2 separate regions of the Homo sapiens genome follow, and region 1 is linked to region 2. A link is a loop called in an ENCODE intact Hi-C map of the cell type or tissue named here. Cell type or tissue: B cell. All regions are shown on one strand. Each heading gives the region's core, and the rest is flanking DNA. Links, peaks and the distances in the headings are about the cores only.

Region 1 (5,394 bases), core at 264-5,263, 130 kb before region 2:
TTTGGTATTTTTAGTAGAGACGAGGTTTCACCATGTTGGCCAGACTGGTCTCGAACTCCTGAACTCGGGTGATCCACCCACTTTGGCCTCCCAAAGTGCTGGGATTATAGGCATGAGCCACTACACCCAGCCTAGTTTTCCTTTTTCAAAAATGATTGTGCTATAAGAATCACATAAAATTATAAGAAGAATCATGTTTTAAAGTTTCTTCAGCATTTTTAAGCACCCTCAATAACTCAGAAATACTTATAAAAACCAATATGCTAATCATAAATACTTCAGATAATTACATCTCGTTAGTACAATCAACTGCTTAAAATAAACTAAGAACTATTTATTTAAGACTACTTTATGTCACTCTAAGACTTGAAAGCAATACATCTGTGTTTATTTTTACTACTCAACCACTCTGATGTTTTATTAATTCAGACTGTTCTTCCCCAGAGGAAAGGTGGTTTCCTATAAAGAGCAATTGATCACTGCTGGATACTTGTATGGTGTTAAAGCTTTATGAAGAGCTTTCTGGTCCTGCTTCCTCATCTGGAAATGGCAAAAATGCTTTCTCTGGTTACCTCTCAAAGTTATCGTAATAGTAAGTAAACAATATGAAGGGTCTCTAGATCGAAAAATCACTATAAAAAATATATGGAACACTTTCATCACTCCAAATTTGTAATGCTTTGCTTCATGCCAAATGGATGTGATGTTTCACCGTGTTTGGTTTTCTGGATGATTTTTGCCATTTGCATTCCTCCAGCAGCTGTATTTAGAAAAATATTCAAGTATATACCTCTGACATGCCTCACCAAATCAAAACAGAAACATTCACACTCATATAAAAACTCTAAATATATAAAAAGTGAACACTAACACAAATCATATGGAAAAGCAGAAAAGAACTTTAAAGCTCAAAGGTACCTTAGAAGTGTTAAAATCTACCTTTCTCATTTTAGGAGTTATAAAAATGAGGCCAAACATAGGATGTGACTTACCAACAGATTGCACATATCCCTCGTCCAGAGTTTTTAATAGAGTCTTTGAGAACTACTATTAAAATAAATTACATTCCCTATTTAAAAAGCCACAGGGTGACACAGGAGAACCAAGTAAATAAATGCAAGATTGAAAAGGTTTGGGTCTTAAAAACAAATAAACAAAAACAGACAAAATTGTGAACATGTCTAGCATTTAGACACTCAGCTTTTACAACCATTAATAGGATGTAAATTAGTACCCGGTGAATAGACAAAGTGGTGTCTGTGGCAGGCATGTTCCAGGTTTTTACATTTTATAAATCCAAAGTGAGGTGCCTACATTAACTCAGTACACTGCACATTATTCAATGCTACAGATAAATCCAAACAGATCAAAAATCTACAATAGTTGCTTATGATTTTTTCTAAACTATGTCTCATTTAACAGTAAAAATCAATTTGTATTCCCTGAGTACAAACTGTCTAGGGAATAAGAAAAAGCAAACTCAGAATTATAAAACTGTCCTGAAAAACCCATTTGCAGAAAATGGAGAATTGTTCATGCTACATATAGCCAATACCCTGACATAGAAATATAATTATTTCTGATTAATTTAGCCTTCTGGATTCTCTTTATAGATAGCTAGTATAAAGGAATGTAAACACTAGAGATTACAAAAGTGTCTCTTAACAGGTTAATCAAAACAAAAACCCAACTTGTAAATGGTTTGCCTACTTCCCTCCCTGCATATTCTATTTGAGAAGGTAGCTGTTCCTACACTGAAACATAAGGAATTAGATCTTCATATGGTATCCCAAAGAAAAGTATTTAGAAAATGTTCACTGACTACACATTTTAAAAGTAAGAATCAGTGACACTGATTCATTACCCACTGAGCCATAAGCATGAGTCATTAGTCTCTTAGACTTTTTTTTAACAAGTAATCTTGTTTCAGGTTTTTCAGTCACCCATGCATAAGAATAATGTTGCACTCAAATAATAATACAAGATGATTAAGAAAACCAAGGTGTCATGAAACAAGTTGCAGACACAGAAAATTCTATTTAATCCAGCATTCACTCACGATGAACATGTCTGCAAGTTAAAACAAAGTAATTCTAATTTTCAATCAGATTCTCCCAACAACCAGTAAGAGAAATGGAAGTGTTAATTATTAACTACCCTAATTATGGCATTCTGGGACAGTATTTTCCTAAAAAATGTATTTCCCAAATTTGCTTTTCATGGGCTATTAAGTTTTTTAAAATGAAAAATTAATTTGGGCAAAGTTCAACAAAGTTATGTGGCTTTCTTTTTTTCACAGAAAGACCTGTCAAAGTCTTTAATGCTGACATCCACTGTCATCTTCGAGGGGAAGAGTAGCATGCAACATTTTTCAAACTTAGTCCATGCAATCATTTTTTCTGTGGAGCATCTCACAGGATATACTTTGGGAAATGCAGTTCTAGAACTACATGGAGTCCATTTCCATGATATAACTAAGGCCTTATCTATAACCTCATAATAGAAGCTCTTCTCCCGTGTCTTCACTGGAGGAAATTATTCTTAGCCCACATCTACCTATCACATTCAGAGTTTACAACACTGAAATGTGGAAATTTGGGGCTAACAACTGATTCTTTCCCTCTATCTGCCCATGAGCAACAAAAAGCCTGCTGTAACAATGTTCCAGCTCTAATTGTGCTGGACTGCATCTCCTGAAATCTTCTAAAAACCAACCACCTAGATTCACAAAATAGCTGTTTTAAAAACATACACATAAAAGAACCCAAACTGTGACCATTAGTTCTCCTAAAATTCAGTAGGTAAATATCAAGCTACAGCTGTTCATAAATACTGGCAAGAATTAGAAAACAGTAAATAATTAACTCTCAAAAAACATGGCAATAATCCATATAAGGTAATTTTGATATGAACAATTTTTTAATATCTGACCTATTAGACTAATGGAGCTAAAACATCACTGGATTCCTTCTGTTTCTCTGCCTTCAAAATTTTTGTGGATTTTGTCATTGGGGTTAAGTAATCTGATTAGTTCCTTATTTCTAAGGTAATTCCATTCATAATCAGGCAAATATTATGAGGTGGCCCTGTTTTTTCCCAAAAGAGGTATGGACCCATTTAGAGAACCCAAAACTATGCCATATCTATAATGGACCAGGCTAACACAGCAGGACTGCTTATCACTATACAAATAATCATGTAAAAATTACCTTTTGGTGCCACAAGATGGCAGTCTTTCAATAATTAAACCTTAAACTATCTCAAATTGCAACCCGCCCTCCTTCCCAAATTGGTGAACTATTCATTTATCTTGATATTAAGAAGTTGGACTTATAAGTTATTTAACATCAGTTTTTAAAAGATCTGCAAAGCCATATGATGTGACACAACGCAAACTCCTGATTCAAAGAATATTTAAAGATAGACACACTTGTTTTCCACTAACACAGGAGAAACTTAGTCTAACATTCTCATTTGCTTCTTGGCAGAACATACATTACTTTTGGCAAAGAGAAGCCTGTCAAGGTAATGTCATTTTTTTGTTTTCAAGAGCTTAATTTTTTTAGGGTAATCCAGGTAAATAAGTGTTAATTACAACATAAAAATAACAAATGAATAAATACAAATTAGATAAATTACACAGAATTTAAAATTAAATACTTTTACTAAAACAAAATATAATCAATAAACTATTATCTACCCTGCTATAGTTTGTGTTTTTTTAATCTTAAAGAAAACCTGCACAAAGCAAAACAAACAAACAAAAAAACTGGTTTTTGCTTAAAAGCACTGGTGTGTGAATATATATATTTATTTATTTAAGATAAAAATTTTTTCTTGATGTTCAAAGCTTCCCTGCCCTATCAGGTTCAACAGTAAAGGTCATAGCCAGCCCTTAGGGCCAGAACAGTGTTTTCAAACTTGGACTAGAAAAGATTCAAAGCTATATCAATCAACCACTCAGGATCAAACAATGAACAAAGACAATAGTGACTAGGTGAGGTGAGGTGAAGGGAGTGGCTTCCAATGAAGAATTAGCATTATGAGCTGCACCAGGACCCTAACACCTAACACAGAAAATAAAGATCAAAGATAAGGATTCTCATTTAAGGGACTGTTGATACTTTGCTTTGTTTCATTTAACTATTTTATCACTGTTGGTGAAATGCAAAAATAAATAGAGGCAAAAAGAATTTGAGAAAGGTAGATTTTGAAGACATTTTTTAAATGACGTAAGTTTATGTAAAAGACAAAAGTTGTTGCAATTCCAGATGTTCCAATATTAATTTGAAACTTGAAGGCTCTTAAGATAAATATATTATTCAGGGAAATCTCAAGATAAAAATCCTGAGTTAGTTACAGCTGTTTTTAAGAAACCTGAAAATTGTGGTTACCTGTTACATGACCACAGTCCTTCTGTTGAATACACTAGGCAGTATTTGTACAAATACTGTTAGAAAAACTTGGCTTCTGAAATCTTGGAGGCAGGTTTTTAAGATTTCAACATTTAAATAATATCTTACTCGTGGTTCTTTTACTTTTTAATCTTCTTTTGTTAAAATAAATTGGGGGCATAAACACAGCATAAAGCCTACTGAAATTTAGGAAGTAAACTAGATTTACCTACACCAAACAGCAAAGCAAGGAGGTGTTGCCAAACCACCCTTACATTGAGATGGTTCGCCAGTGTGGTGTGTTAATCGTCTGTAGTGAACTCATTATTGTAATTAAAAATCTTCATTGATATTAACCTATTAAAGATATTGCCTATGTGAATTTATCATAGGCACAATAGAATTACAGATTTCTACAAGTAAATAAGATGTCAGATATTTTGTTTTCAGTAATTTCAATAGCATTGTGTGCCCCTGGAAATAATTCATGTTTCTCAATTAGTATTGCAGTGGATATTATCCAAAAGTAAGATAAAAATTTAAAGAATATAACTGATTTTCATAGTGCAATAACAGAAAGAAACTAGAGACAGATCAACGGGCTAAAGTAGTAATCAGACTGGCACACATTTCAAAAAAATCCATGGTGTGACTGCCCAGGCGAGGTGAAACTGAAGACAATGTGCTTCCGGTCAAAGAGCCAGTGAGAGAGCCAGAAAGTGAATGGCTCTCTGCAGTTGTGGAATCAAAACTTGATCTTGGTCTGTGTAAGCCAGCAGCAGAACAGGAACGCTGAGGTGTTGAGGAACCAGATCTCTGCTCCACTACTTCATCTGAAATGGACCAAAGAAGAGCAATTTATATGGAAAGTATATATGCCCAAGCCCTTCCTATGAATTTATGATATTCAGAATATTAAGTAAACACATCTGAGCAAGGGCAACTTAATAATGAATGTCATGTTTCTGTGTTGTAGAAACACAGTCTTCTTCCTTCCAAC
Region 2 (5,394 bases), core at 308-5,307:
TGATCTCGGCTCACTGCAACCTCTGCCTCCTGGGTTCAAGTGATTCTCCTGCCTCAGCCTCCCAAGTAGCTGGGATTACAGGCGCCTGCCACCACACCCAACTAATTTTTTGTATTTTTAGTAGAGACAGGGTTTCACCATGTTGGCCATGCTGGTCTCAAACTCCTGACGTCATGATTCGCCCACCCGCTTTGGCCTCCCAAAGTGCTGGGATTACAGGTGTGAGCCACCACACCTGGCCCTGTTCACATGTTTTTCTAAAAATTAGTCATTTGAAGAAAGAAGCCATAAGCATTAATTTGATTATCTCCAGCACCTAGCATAAATCCTAGCATAGAAAAGGTGATCATGAAATTTGATGAATGATTAAATGAGCAAGTAAATACACATATATATTGAATAAATATACACATATGTATACAGTGAGTGTATATATATACATATATTTGAATTCGGTGAATAAATGCATAAATGTTTATATATATATGTGCACATCATGCACACAAACAACCTTCTGCTCTTTTCTCCCAGATGCACACAATTAAAGTACCACTTCAGAAACCACTAATCTTTCTCCTGTGTGCCTTAGACTAGGCTTCCCCAACCCCCAGGCCACAGATCAGTAGTGGTGCGTGGCCTGTTAGGAACTGGGCTGCATAGCAGGAGGTGAGCCACCAGCCAGCGAACAAAGCTTCATCTGTATTTACAGCTGCTCCCCATAGCTCGCATTACTGCCTGAGCTCTGCCTCCTGTCAGATCATCGATGGCATCAGATCCTCATAAGAGCACAAACCCTACTGTGAACTGCGCTTGCAAGGAGGAGAATCTAATGCCTGATGATCTGTCACTGTCTCCCATCACTCCCAAATGGGACCATCTAGTCACAGGAAAACAAACTCAGGGGTCCCACTGATTCTACATTATGGTGAGCTGTATAATTATTTCATTATATATTACAATGTAATAATAATAGAAATAAAGTGCACAATAAATGTAATGTGCTTGAATTATCCTGAAACCATCCCCCCACTCCCCTCCCCGGTCCACGGAAAAATTACCTTCCAAAAAACCAGTCCCTGATGCCAAAAAGGTTGGGGGCTGCTGCCTTACACAGACAAAGTTTATTCATTACAGATTAATTATTAACATCTTAGCCTTTTCACAAGATGGCGCTGAAGATGAAGAAGGAAGCTCCTGCCCCCACCGAAGCTGATGCCAAAACAAAGGCTTTGGCCACAAAAAAAAAAAGATCCATATGGCACCCTCTTTCTGGTGGCCCAAGGCACTGTGGTTGTGGAAGCAGCCCAAATATCCTTGGATGAGCACCCCCAGGAGAAACAAGCTTACTCACTCTGCCTCATCAGTTCCACTGACCACTGAGTCTGCTATGAAGAAGATAGAAAACAACATGACAATCGAGATGGATTGATGGATAACAGAATGATAGATATGTGATAAAACAAGTAGAATAAAGTATTAATGGTGGATTCTAGGGAGTGGGCATATAAATGCTCATGGTAAATTATTTTCAACTTTTCTGTATATTTGAAAGTCTTCATGATAAACTATAAAGGAAGTAATGTGCAAAAACGAAAAAGGAAACAATTATACACTTGGGTTCATTGTGGATATCAAGGCCAACAAACAAGCACCAGATCAAACAGGCTATGAAGGAGCTCTATGACCCTGATGTGGCCAAGGTCAACACCCTGATCAGGCCTGGTGGAGAGAACACATATGTTCAATTGCCTCCTGATTTACGTTTCGGATGTGGCCAACAAAACTGGGATCATCTAAGCTGAGTCCAGCTGGCTAATTCTAAATATTCACCAGAAAAATAATCATTTAAAAGTAATAGTAATAAAGACTTGATGGCTCCTATCTCAGACTGCCTGGGTTCAAATCCAGGCTCTATCACCTGGCAGTTAAAGTTACTTAACTTTCCTGTGCCCCAGTAGCCTCATCTGTAAAATGAAAAAACCTTCCTTACAGGGATGCTTGGAATATTAAAGGAGTTAACACGTATCGAATAATTAAAGCCTAAAGGTTCAATGAGGACAGGAATTTTTGTTTTATTCATTGCCATATCCCTAGCTTATAGAAGAGTGTTTGGTACATAGCAGATGCTCAATAAATTTCTATTGAATGAATAACCAATATTAGGATAGTCAAAATCGAATCGCTGTTGGCTATTATTTTATGTTTGCTATAAAAGTTCTTAATTCCCATTTCAATCATTCCCCATCCCCCAATTACTGCCATTTTCACTTTGGGAGCCATGGCACTTTCCTATAATGACACAAGATGGCAGCATCACTCTCCTTTTAAGTTATCAGCCAAGCTCTAGTTGACCAGTTTTGGAAATTCTCTGAAGCATCTTTATTTGCAAGTTCCTCCATCCGTTCTAATTTTTTTTTTAATGAACAACATTAACTGTTTGAATTACCATAAGATTAGCTCTTAACTGCTCTAATTTCTAGCTAAGAAAAGATTACTACTTGTAAAAGGGTAAAAATGTTGACATGAATCCAAGACTGCTTTCCAGTACCACTACGATTTTGTGTTCTTAAAGCTCCCTTTTTGTAACAAAAAAACTGCTTGACAAATTATGAAGCCAAATGTGTTTCAGAGACACAAGGTGCAACAATGTTGTTCCCTTCCAAGCCTGTAAGAAATTACAAACAAAATACAACTTCCCCTCTGTCTCTTTACTAAAGACATGAAGCTAATTCTTCAGTCCCTCTAAGTTACTCTGTGAATTCACTGTTGAACAGCAGAAATTTCTGAGCACCTTTGAGTGTGAGACCTTGTGGGGTAAAGAAAAAAACCTTAGTTTAGAAATTAAGAGACCTGGATTCCAGTGGCTCTTCAGGAATCTCCTCACCACCAACTTTAATCAAATCTCCTATCTTTCCAAGATTCAATTTCCTTATTCTAAAACAAGGATAATAATCTCTGCCTTACCTATTCGGAAACAAGATCAGTGAATGTAAATAGCATTATAAACTGTAAGGGGTATAACTGTATTATAAATATTATAAACTGTAAAGCATTATACACTTCACCCTGCATGAGCTAATGTTAGAATCATTTTCATTTTACCTATGGGGAAAACCAGTTCTATCCAGTTAAGTGAGCTTGCCTCAGTTTTCTCATCTGTAAAATGGGACTAATGATAGCAACTCCACCTACTTCAGTGAGTTGTAAAGATAAAAATAAGATAATAGATGTGAAAGTGCTTTTAAAATGAAAGTACTTTCACTTGTACTCTCACAAGATTATTAGCTTAAGCAAATGGCTTTTCTTAGATTTCACAAACAATCCTGAAGAAAACAACATATAAGTAAATCGTTCAAGAAAATAAGTATTTTGAATTAATACTTTCTGAAACCTCAAGAAATTGCATATTTTAAAAAGACAGGAGTTGAGAGGCTGAAGATGTTATTTTATTCAGGGAAGGATGACTACAATTAAATGGTTATATTCAAGGTGGTACTTGATAAATGCTTTTTAAATAGCTGTATTTAAATGAGGTATTTTGTAGAAATAAAGTGTTCATTGAAAATATTAACATTCAACTTGCCAGACGCAGTGGTTCACGCCTATAATCCCAGCACTTTGGGAGGCCAAGGTGGGCGGACCATTTGAGGACAGGAGTTCAAGACTAGCCTGGCCAACATGGTGAAACCCCGTCTGTACTAAAAATACAAAAATTAGCCAGGCTTGGTGGCCATGCCTGTAATCCCAGCTGTGGCACGAGAATCGCTTGAACTCAGGAGGGCTGCAGTGAGCTGAGATCGCGCCACTGCACTCCAGCCCGGGTGGCAGAGCAAGACTCTATCTCAAAGAAAAAACAAAATTAACATTCAACTAATATTTATTGATTGCCTATTGTGTACCAAGCATTTTCAAATGTATTATTTCATTTTATACTTTTAAACCCTCCTCACAACTACAGAAAATGTCAGCCCCATTTAAAAGTTGAGGAAACTGAGGTTCAGGGAGGTTATTCAGCTTGCCTCAGGTCAAACAGCAGAAACCCTTCTGCTAATCCCCTGCCCCTTCCTGCCTTTTCTCAGGAGTATTACGGTAGATGTTTCCATTCAGTCCTCTGGAAGCACTCGTGATATCAAATCCAACACTTATAGCAGCAAGCTAGCAATTTTTGTTTAGTAAAAACCAGAGGTGGAATATGAATATAACAGTTTGGAAGAATCTGGATAAACAGACTCTTCTTAGTCAAAATGTCTATGTCTTCTTAAGTTAACTTCAATGGCTTAAGAAACTTAGGCTCTTACTTTTTGACCATACAATTTTATATAAAAGGGACTCAGCTACTTTCCTCTTCAATATTTCTAGAGCCAATTCATACCTTTTCAAAACTAAAAATAATTAATTATTAAATATTGGGAGTCAAAAAGAGAGAGAAAGAAAATTATGAGGTAACGAGAGATCTTAGAAATGAAGGCCATTTAAATGTTGGGAGGTATCAGTTATGTAAGAATGATGTGCTGTTGTTGTCACACACAATAAGTCAATCTTAAAAAGGCATTTATCCCTGCTGATATTATAGTTTTTATACAGACCAATTTAATGAACTGGATGTCATTTTGATGTGTGAATTTTGGTAAGTTTGTTTGCCAGAAATTCTAATTACTTAATTACCTTGAAATGACACCATTCTAAATTATCAAGTCTGTTTTATTGCAATTTATTTGCTGGTAAGATTATTCAACTTTAGGGTTTAAGGCAAAGAGGCCTTCAAGTTTATATGTCTGGTTAGCTGCTTTATTTCCCATTATCTAAAGAAATATGTTGACACTATATTTTATTACTTGTTCAAATCAGTTTTATAATAACAAGTATTTGTAGCGGTCCTTTGAAGAGTTACCCAAATATAATACCTGTTTGCATAGAACTACATACATCAATTAACACTATGATCTTTTAGTTATGGAAAAATAGCCCACAGAGCCTTATAAATGGAAATATAAAAGTCTTATTTAAACATCCATTTATTATCCCTTTTATCTGCTTTTGGAATAACAGGCTTTTTGAGACAGAGTCTCCCTCTGTTGCTCAGACTGGAGTGCAGTGGCATGATCTGGGCTCACTGCAACATCCACCTGCCCAGTTCAAGCAATTCTCGTGTCTCAGCCTCAGGGAGTAGCTGGGACTATGGGTCTGTACCACCACACCAGTATTTTTAGTAGAGATGGGGTTTCACCATGTTGGCCAGGCTGATCTTGGAGTCCTGGCCTCAAGCCATCTGCCTGTCTTGGCCTCCCAAAGAGCTACGATTATAGGCGTGAGCCACTGCGCCCAGCCAGTCTGACTTTTAAAAATATGTGTATTCTTAAATTAATAAAAGTCATTTCACAGATAAGGAAAAGC

What was found. Peaks named below come from ENCODE experiments on the same cell type or tissue, not always from the same donor. Only the 100,000 strongest peaks of a DNase experiment are listed, where the experiment ranks them.
Region 1: a loop joins it to region 2, with 17 times the contacts of the local background. A loop is called at or near these places in 24 of 110 quality-filtered maps.

Annotation. Positions count from the first base shown.
Region 1 is chr1:56,707,308-56,712,701 of GRCh38, reverse strand. It overlaps PRKAA2 (protein kinase AMP-activated catalytic subunit alpha 2), which reads right to left. Exons shown (of 9, transcript NM_006252.4): 9 at 1-5,227. The coding sequence ends at 4,989. Among named protein-coding and RNA genes, the nearest start is that of PRKAA2, 65 kb to the right of the region's middle. In B cell, for the core only: CTCF peaks have their summits at 3,010 and 3,215 (motif pointing right); a DNase peak (open chromatin) is centred at 3,231.
Region 2 is chr1:56,582,015-56,587,408 of GRCh38, reverse strand. It overlaps the pseudogene RPL23AP85. Among named protein-coding and RNA genes, the nearest start is that of PLPP3, 5.1 kb to the right of the region's middle. In B cell, for the core only: CTCF peaks have their summits at 2,075 and 2,285 (motif pointing right); a DNase peak (open chromatin) is centred at 2,308.